3 separate regions of the Homo sapiens genome follow, and regions 2 and 3 are each linked to region 1. The links are chromatin contacts, found by Hi-C or POLR2A ChIA-PET in ENCODE. All regions are on one chromosome and are shown on one strand. The core of a region is the stretch at or near the end of the contact, and the rest is flanking DNA. Distances in the headings are between cores, read along the strand shown. Region 1 has its middle 16 kb from the start of RNF19B. Region 2 has its middle 31 kb from the start of RNF19B. Region 3 holds the start of AK2 (adenylate kinase 2).

Region 1 (2,700 bases), core at 43-2,542:
GAGGACTCTCTCCCTGGCTCACTGTTCAACCATACTGGCCTCCTGGCTGCTCTTTGTTTTTGTTGTTGTTGTTGTTGTTGTTGTTTGTTTGTTGTTGTTGTTGTTTTTGAGACAAAGTCTTGCTCTATCACTAGGGTGGAGCGCAGTGGTGCGATCTCGGCTCACTGCAACCTCCGCCTCCCGGTTTCAAGCGATTTTCCTGCCTCAGCCTCCCGAGTAGCTGGGACTACAGGGGCGCGCTACCATGCCCAGCTAATTTTTGTATTTTTAGTAGAGATGGGTTTCACCATGTTGGCCAGGATGGTCTTGAACTCCTGACCTTGTGATCCGCCCACCTTGGCCTCCCAAAGTGCTGGGATTACAGGTGTGAGCCACTGCACCCGGCCCTGGCTACTCTTTGGAACCACCAAGCACACTTAGGGCGTTTGCTTTGGCTGTTCCTTCTGCTTAATAAGGGTTTCCCCAGTTACCTACATGGCTAACTCCCTCACCTCCTTAAAGTTTTGTATGCATAGCACCTTCTCAGCAAGACCTTCCTTGACACCACTGTTTAACAACTCATCCTGCCTCTTCCCTGCACTGATGCTGCATCAGCACTCCTTGTCTCCTCCCTGCTCTACTGTATCTTCCCCTTACCACTTTCTAACACAGTTTATTTATGTGTATTTATAATTTATTATATTTATTATGTTTACACTTTGCTTTACCTTGTAGAATGTAAACATCACAAGAGAGCAGGGATCTTTGTTCTGTTCACTGAAATATGGCACATAGTAAGTGCTCAAAAGTATTTACTGAATGAATGTAAATAATGTCCCTGATGTCACACAGCTGGAAAGTGGCATTTCTGTGATTTGTATCTAGTGTTATTTGGCTCCAAAGCTATAGAACCTTATTACTAGGGCTGTTACGGGGCTCAAATGGGTTCACGTGTCAGCCACTTAGCACAGTGCCTGGTAGGAAGGTTAATGTGCCATAAACATGAAATAATAGTTGTTATTATTAATTATTGACAGGGCCCCTCCCTCTTGGGCTCATTTTTCTAAATTTCATAATAGTACAGCAGGCTTTTTGGGGTAAGACGTCAAGCCTGACTTGACAGACACACTGACATGACTCTTAGGAAGGAAAAATGCAGCGGTGCCAGCCCCAGTAGCCTGGAACCCTGCCCCAGCAGGACCCAGTCCTCTATGTGGCCCAGCCTACTTCGTAACTGAGCTGAAACTGTTCACCCACAGGGACTGCAAACAACACAGACTTCCTGTATTTTGAGAAAGGGGAAGTCCAACCAGTGATTTACCTTGAGTCATTTGTTTCGAGACGGAAGCCTCAGCAGTTGGCAGAAAGTATAGGAAGGAGGAAGGCTGCCAGAGGCAAGAAAGGAGACCTGGATTCTAGAAGGAATGCCACTACTTCTCAGCTGACCACACTGAGCAAGTCCCCTCTCTGGCCTTAATTTTCTCACCTGGAAAATGGGACAATGATCTTTACCTCACTGGCTTCTCTAGGCAGTGCTAATATCGATGAGTGCCTGTGTGTGAAGAGCTGGAAATACAGGAATGCATCAGCATCTTGCAACTGGAAGGGCAAAGTTCAGAGGTTAAAAATTTACAAACTATGAAGTCACTTAGATCTGGATTCAAATCCTGCCTCCATCACTTTCTAGCTGTGTGTCCCTGGGCAAGTAATGTAACCTCTCTAAGTCTCAGGATCTTTGGTTTCCTCAGCTGTGAAATAATTTTTCTCCTAAACTGATTTTGAGGATTAAATGAGATATGCATATCAATGGCTATGAAGGAACAAGGAACTGGGCTCAGAGGAATCCTTCAGAAATGGTGATTCTTGTTTTTAATCCTGGATGAGCTCTCACTTCCTCTCTGTGTGATGCCAGTGCCCAGGACAAACCCCTGCTGAGAGTATTTCTTTTTTTTTATTTTTTGAGACAGAGTCTCACTCTGTCACCCAAGCTGGAGTGCAGTGGTGCGATCTCGGCTCACTGCAACCTCCGCCTCTTGGGTTCAAGCGATCCTCCTGCCTCAGCCTCTCGAGTAGCTGGGATTACAGGCACCTATCACCATGCCCAGCTAACTTTTTTTTTTCCCCACCAGGGTGTTCCTGAGTTTATTTGAGGCACAGCCGGGCGAGGGCCCTGTACCTAGAAGAAGGTGTTGGGTCTCCTGGTGAAGCGTGGCTTCTGCTGATGGCACAGCACCAAGTGGGGCAGCAGGAACTTGATCTTGGAGTCGTGGAATTGCTTGACAACTGGCCACCAGCACTTGCTGGCCGCAATCTCCTCCACCTTCATGATCTGGATGAAGTTGGCCCGGGCGCGGTACTGGGTGCCCATGTCTTGGTAGCACTGGGTGACAGCGCCCATGGTGGTTAGGTCCCGGTATTCCCTGTACATGTTGTGGGTGCTGCTCCGGGAGTCATAGCGCAGCCAGATGCCAAAGTTCTTCACCCACAGTGGGTACTTCTCAAACACCTGCCCACAGTTGACAGTCTCCCCTGAAGACTTCTTCATCTTCTTTAATTGAGATAGGAAGTACCAGAAGTGGAACTTGGCGACTACATGATTAGGCGCAAAGATTTGCATGTGGTAGAGGGGCAGTGTGTGGCATTTGGGGGTGGGCAGGCAGTGACACACCACCTTGTACTCTTGTTGTGTGCCCAAGGCCTTCATGGCTTTCTGTCCACCTT
Region 2 (2,879 bases), core at 101-2,600, 47 kb after region 1:
AACATATTTATCTGATCTTACAAATTTGTCAAAATTGAGCTAAGTTTGTACTACTTGGAGTTTTGCCTCTGTGTAAAATAATGTCCTGGCCGGGCACAGTGGCTCACGCCTGTAATCCCAGCACTTTGGGAGGCTGAGGCAGGTGGATCACCTGAGGTCAGGAGTTCGAGACCAGCCTGGCCAACATGGTGAAACCCCCGTTTCTACTAAAAATACAGAAGTTAGCCAGGCCTGGTGGCATGTGTCTGTAATTCCAGCTACTCGGGAGGCTGAGGCAGGAGAATCGCTTGAACCTGGGAGGTGCTGGTTGCAGTGAGCTGACATCACCCACTGCACTGCAGCCTGGGAGGCAGAGGGAGACTCCATCTCAAAAATAAAATAAAAAATAAAATAATGGGCTGGGCGCAGTGGTTCACACCTGCAATCCCAGCACTTTGGGAGGCCAAGGCGGGTGAATCACGAGGTCAGGAGATCAAGACCATCCTGGCCAACATGGTGAAACCCCGTCTCTACTAAAAATACAAAAATTAGCTGGGCGTGGTGGCGCACACCTGTAGTCCAGCTACTCGGGAGGCTGAGGCAGGAGAATCACTTGAACTCGGGAGGCGGATGTTGCAGTGAGCCGAGATCGCGCCTTTGCACTCCAGCCTGGGTGACAGAGTGAGACTCCGTCTGACAAAATAAAATAATGTCCTTAGAAGTGAAAGCTTATATACAGTATAGCAAGAAAATTAGAAGACTCGTGAAACCTGATGTCAGATTCCAAATCTTAGAGTGACTTACTTTGTATGAGTCAGTTTCATGCCCCTAACTTCCCCAACTTTCAGATCTTATTTATGTATTTAGAGACGGAGTCTGGCTCTGTCCCCCAGACTGGAGTGCAGTGGCATGATTTTGGCACACTGCAACCTCAGCCTCCCGGGTTCAAGTGATTCTCAAGTCTCAGACTCCCAAGTAGCTGGGATTACAGGTGCATGCCACCACACCCGGCTAATTTTTGTATTTTTAGTAGAGATGGGGTTTTGCCATTTTGGCCAGGCTGGTCTAGAACTCCTGACTCAAGTGATTCCCCCCACCTCAGCCTCCTAAAGTGCTGGGATTACAGGCATGAGCCACCTCGCCCGGCCCTCAGATTGCATTTAAAGAGCTTCCAGTGTCAGACCTCTCTCACCTTAGTCCTGGGCCCAGAGGAAAAATTGAAATCCTCCTTTCCCTGAAGACCAGATGACTTTCTGTTTCCTTTCACAGATGCACTTTTGTCTTCCTGGCCAGTGTTTTACTACAATGAGGATGGCAAGTCTGGACAACAGCCAGCTTAGAAGATTCTTATCTCTTGGGCACTGCAGCCAGACTTCACACATTTCCCTGCACCTAGGACAGGAAATGCTGTTAGTGGACTTTGGATTTCTGGAAGAATGTTCCCTGAAGGGGGCGTGTACTTGTGTGAAAAAGAGAACTTGTTGGAAAAAGAGGCAGACAGCCTGGAGATCTCTGAAACGCAAATTATCAACTCAAAACTTGGAATTCTCTTGAAGCCTCGAGAGAACAATTCACTTCTTTGATAAAATCAAAGAAGTCTGTTGGAGGGGCAGTAGTTTATGGCTAAACCTATATTTCTTATCTGGGTTCCACTTACTACAGCTGTGAGATTTGGGCAGTTTACTCTGAGTCTGTTTTCACTTAGCCAAAATGGAGATGATGATCCTAGTTAAGGGGTTGTGAAGACTGAGATGGTATACTGAAAATGTTTTTGGTAAAGGCCCATGTTTTTTCCTCCTGCAGGAAGAAGAAGAAATGAGTTAAAGGAGATTTTAGATATCATATAAGAAAGGAAGCCTAGACCTCTAGGCCAGAGGCTATGAAAAATTTAAATTTATTCTAATCCTTAGCGACACTTTAGTAGATGAAAAGGCCCATCATCACCACCTAGAGGCGAACACAAATAATGCATTAGAAAAGTTACAATAGCTTGGCCGGGCGTGGTGGCTCATGCCTGTAATCCCAGCACTTTGGGAGGCTGAGGCGGGCGGCTCACAAGGTCGGGAGATCGAGACCATCCTGGCTAACACGGGTGAAACCCCGTCTCTACTAAAAATACACAAAATTAGCCGGGCGTAGTGGTGGGCGCCTGTAGTCCCAGCAACTCGAGAGGCTGAGGCAGGAGAATGGCGTGAACCCGGGAGGCAAAGCTTGCAGTGAGCTGAGATTGCGCCACTGCACTCCAGCCTGGGCAACAGAGCGAGACTCCGTCTCACAAAAAAAAAAAAATAATAATAATAGCTTAGAAAATGGAGAAAGTTTAATTTCCTCTTCATACAGCCTTCATTCATTCTGAAATACCTACCGCATTTCAGGTATAAGATGTAGCAATGACTAAAATACAAAGTTCCTGTCCCCATGGAACTTAGACTCTTAACGGGGGAAGGCAATCAGATATATAACCTGGAGTGAGGATAAGTAATCTGTGAAGAAAAACAGGGAAGACAGAGTGGTAGATAGTGCTACTTGACATGACCAGGTTGGTCCTCCTTGATAAGGTTCCATTTTATTAGAGACTTTAATGGAGCAAGGAAGAGAACTATGTGAATATCTAGGGGAAGCACATACCAGACATGAGGAATAAACTACAAAGGCCCTTTGGTAGAGCATCCTTAGTCTGTTTCCAAAAAAGCATAGTATAGAGGCCTATATGGCTGGAACAAAGTGGACCAAGGTGGGGAGAGTAGTGGATTAGGTCAAAGACAGCTGGAGCAAGATTGTGTAGATTAGCCAAACAACTCTGAAGACAAGGAAATTTTAGATTTCTTTGGGCCAGGAGGAGGTAATCTTCAGCGCCAGACAGATGCAGTGCTTGCGGCCAGCTTTCAAAAAGGTTGAAA
Region 3 (2,700 bases), core at 163-2,662, 56 kb before region 1:
GGGCAACAGAGCGAGACCACGTCTCAAAAAAAAAAAAAAAAAGAAGAGACCACAGCTGAAGGGATAGCAAATTCATCATCAAGATGTAGAAAATGAGTTGTTAGGAGCCTGTGGGGAAACATAATCGTTTCATTACACACTCTTAACTAAAGGTCCAAAGAGGCCCTTGGAGCTGGATGAAACTTTCACACACCAAAAAGCTGTAGAAATTATTTCCCTATCCAAGAGGGTCATCTCTTTTGAGAAAAACTATCTTTTCCTGACTTTAAAAGGTTAACGTTTTTCTTAATATAAAGGTAAAACTTGTTTTAAACTTAAGTTTTTAAACTTATTAAGAATTTACCATAGAACTTTAAAAAATCTATTAAAATATACAAAGGAGAGGTGCTCCTCTAATCACACTACACAGCGGTCTACACTTGTAATAAACAAAATCGGGATTTTTTGGGGGGGGAGTGGGACGGAGTTTCACTCTTGTTGCCCAGGCTGGAGTGTAATGGCTCAATCTTGGCTCACTGTAACCTCCGCCTCCTGGGTTCAAGCAGTTCTCCTGCCTCAGCCTCCCAAGTAGCTGGGATTACAGGCATATGCCACCACTCCCAGCTAATTTTGTATTTTCAGTAGAGATGGGGTTTCATCATGTTGGTCAGGCTGGTCTCGAACTTCTGACCTCAGGTAATCCGCTCGCCATGGTCTCCCAAAGTGTGGGGATTACAGGCGTGAGCCACCGCGTCCGGCCAAAATTCGGATTTTGTTGTAACTGCAATTTTGTATCTCGCTTTGCTAACATTTTCCCGCATGATTAAATTATCTTATACAACAGGGGTATTCCAGGATACAAATTGGTTGCAATTTATTTAACCAATCTCTTATTGTTGGACATTTGGAGTATTGCCTTTATTTTATGGTTTTTCTCGGGCTTTTGGGCTAAGTGTTGCAATTAACAACTTTGTTACACGAATCTTTACTCATATCCTTGATTTTATCCATTGAATTCGTGGAAGTGGAATTGCTGGACCAAAGGGTATTTGAAACATATTACTAATTTGTCTTCTAAGAGTGATTTTACCCATTTAAACTCCCACGCGCAATTTAATAGGATTTCAATGTTGTTGCTGGTGTCGTCAACTGTCAAATGCCGAAGTATACCTTCCGGCCTGACCTCCTGTCCTCCTTCGCGTTTTCCCGCCCACTCCGCACACCCGCCACCCTTAGTACATGCTGGCCCGCCCCTTCCTTATCCCGCACCAATTCTGTCCAATCAAAAGCAAAGTTCCTCAGTATCGCCGTGCAGTTGGTAAGGTGAAGAGTCCGTCGTGCTCAGGGGCGGGCGGAACGGGCTGACGGACGCGGCTATGGGCCAGTGTGAGCGGCGAGTGGGACGTGCGTGGCGTGCGTGCGTTGACCTGGGAAGCACTGGACCTGTGAGGCGTGCGAACTGGTGGCAGTGAGAGACTTCGGCGGACATGGCTCCCAGCGTGCCAGCGGCAGAACCCGAGTATCCTAAAGGCATCCGGGCCGTGCTGCTGGGGCCTCCCGGGGCCGGTAAAGGGACCCAGGTGAGCGGCAGGACTGGGCTTGGCGGCGGAGCCTGCTGAACTCCAAGGTCAAGGCGGCCGGAGATCTAGAAGCCCTGGACCTGCCCGGAGCGGGCCGGGGACTAAGGCCTGCGGGGAACGCTGGCCGGGGTCTCGGTTCTGGTGGGGCATTTCGGAGAGGGTCCAAATTGGAGGTCGGGGCAGTCTGAGTTAGGATTGGAGTGCCCGAGGGATTCAGTGTTGAAGTGTTGGGTTAGGGAATGTGAGGGCTGATTAATTCCACTAAGGGTCTAGAGACTGGAAAGGTTTGAGGGGTAGAGTGAGCCCTGGGCCGAGGCATCTAGATTACAGGCTGAATGGAGGCAATTAGCTTTATGGCCCAGGTTACCTGCGAGTTGGAGGTGAATTGTCCAGAATCAGGGTTACATTCCAGGCACTGGAGGTCGGGAGATTTTGATAATGATTTATGACTTAGGGGGAGGGGAGGAGAAGCATCTCCAACACGTGGGGCAGAGTGAGAGGTGACATGTGCTGTGTGAGCCAGTTGAATTGAGATGGGAGGAAACCTAAGGCTCTCCCTGTTTGAAAGTTGGGGGTGAATGTGTAGAACTGGTTTATAGCCTGGAGACCCATGAGTCGCAACCTTTGAGTAGTGTCCACAATAAGGGTTGGGAGTGCTCATGGGACCTGGCTTGGAGTTAGGACCTGAGGCTACTGAAGGCTAAGCAGCTTGGGATGACGCAAATGATTTTAGATGAAAAGGAACTTGAATTTTTTTTTATTTTGTTTTTATTATTTTTGTTTGTTTGTATCTTCCTTCCCTTTGGTTTTTATTTATTTTTTCCTTTTTTTATTTTGTTGTTGTTTATAGGGAACTTGAAATTTTAACTTTATCAATCAACAGGTTAAAAAACAGGCCCAGAAAGGTCAGGTGGCTTTCCCAAATTAGTGAAATGAGTTTCATGAGCCTGAGACCTCAGGAACCATGGAGTTAGAGTCTGAAGTTACCATCTGCCCTAGCAGGCAACAGGGGCCTCACTTGGGATCTGGGCCCCTTCTAGATCTGGGACATAATGGGGCCATAGATTAGGGTTGGGATCGATGATCTCATTTCGGATTTGGAAGCCCGCAGGTTGGATTATTGATGTCCCCTTCTTGCTTG

Evidence for each region. Hi-C counts contacts between places; a loop is a spot of excess contacts on that map. ChIA-PET counts read pairs that join two places held with the same protein, here RNA polymerase II (POLR2A). Pooled maps may share reads with other maps.
Region 2: a map with no recorded cell type shows a loop between it and region 1 (8-fold over the local background). The contact joins two enhancer-like sites. A Hi-C loop is called at or near these places in 9 of 168 maps with a recorded cell type or tissue (B cell, Caco-2, Calu3 and 6 more), 25 of 37 single-sample maps with no recorded cell type and 16 of 50 pooled maps. POLR2A ChIA-PET finds 5 or more read pairs at or near these places in 15 of 52 experiments (AG04449, AG04450, CD4-positive, alpha-beta memory T cell and 11 more).
Region 3: a loop to region 1 is called in a map of CD8-positive, alpha-beta T cell, with 10 times the contacts of the local background. The contact joins the promoter of AK2 here to the enhancer-like site in region 1. A Hi-C loop is called at or near these places in 9 of 168 maps with a recorded cell type or tissue (B cell, CD14-positive monocyte, CD4-positive, alpha-beta memory T cell and 6 more), 19 of 37 single-sample maps with no recorded cell type and 22 of 50 pooled maps. POLR2A ChIA-PET finds 5 or more read pairs at or near these places in 20 of 52 experiments (A673, AG04450, BJ and 15 more).

Annotation. Positions count from the first base shown.
Region 1 is chr1:32,979,928-32,982,627 of GRCh38, reverse strand. It overlaps the pseudogene RPL18AP4. Among named protein-coding and RNA genes, the nearest start is that of RNF19B, 16 kb to the right of the region's middle. RefSeq lists enhancers at 864-2,063, 1,567-2,183. Within about 2 kb of position 1,292, at least 33 of the 41 ENCODE cell types and tissues checked have a DNase peak (open chromatin) inside an H3K27ac peak, as active enhancers do; they include B cell, CD14-positive monocyte, CD8-positive, alpha-beta T cell and 6 more, where a contact is called at or near this core.
Region 2 is chr1:32,932,647-32,935,525 of GRCh38, reverse strand. It overlaps a transcript of RNF19B not described here. Among named protein-coding and RNA genes, the nearest start is that of RNF19B, 31 kb to the left of the region's middle. RefSeq lists an enhancer at 1,144-1,438 and a silencer at 1,144-1,438. Within about 2 kb of position 1,350, at least 15 of the 41 ENCODE cell types and tissues checked have a DNase peak (open chromatin) inside an H3K27ac peak, as active enhancers do; they include PC-3 and ascending aorta, where a contact is called at or near this core.
Region 3 is chr1:33,035,595-33,038,294 of GRCh38, reverse strand. AK2 (adenylate kinase 2) reads left to right here and starts at 1,412. Exons shown (of 6, transcript NM_001625.4): 1 at 1,412-1,559. The coding sequence starts at 1,467. RefSeq lists an enhancer at 1,434-1,593.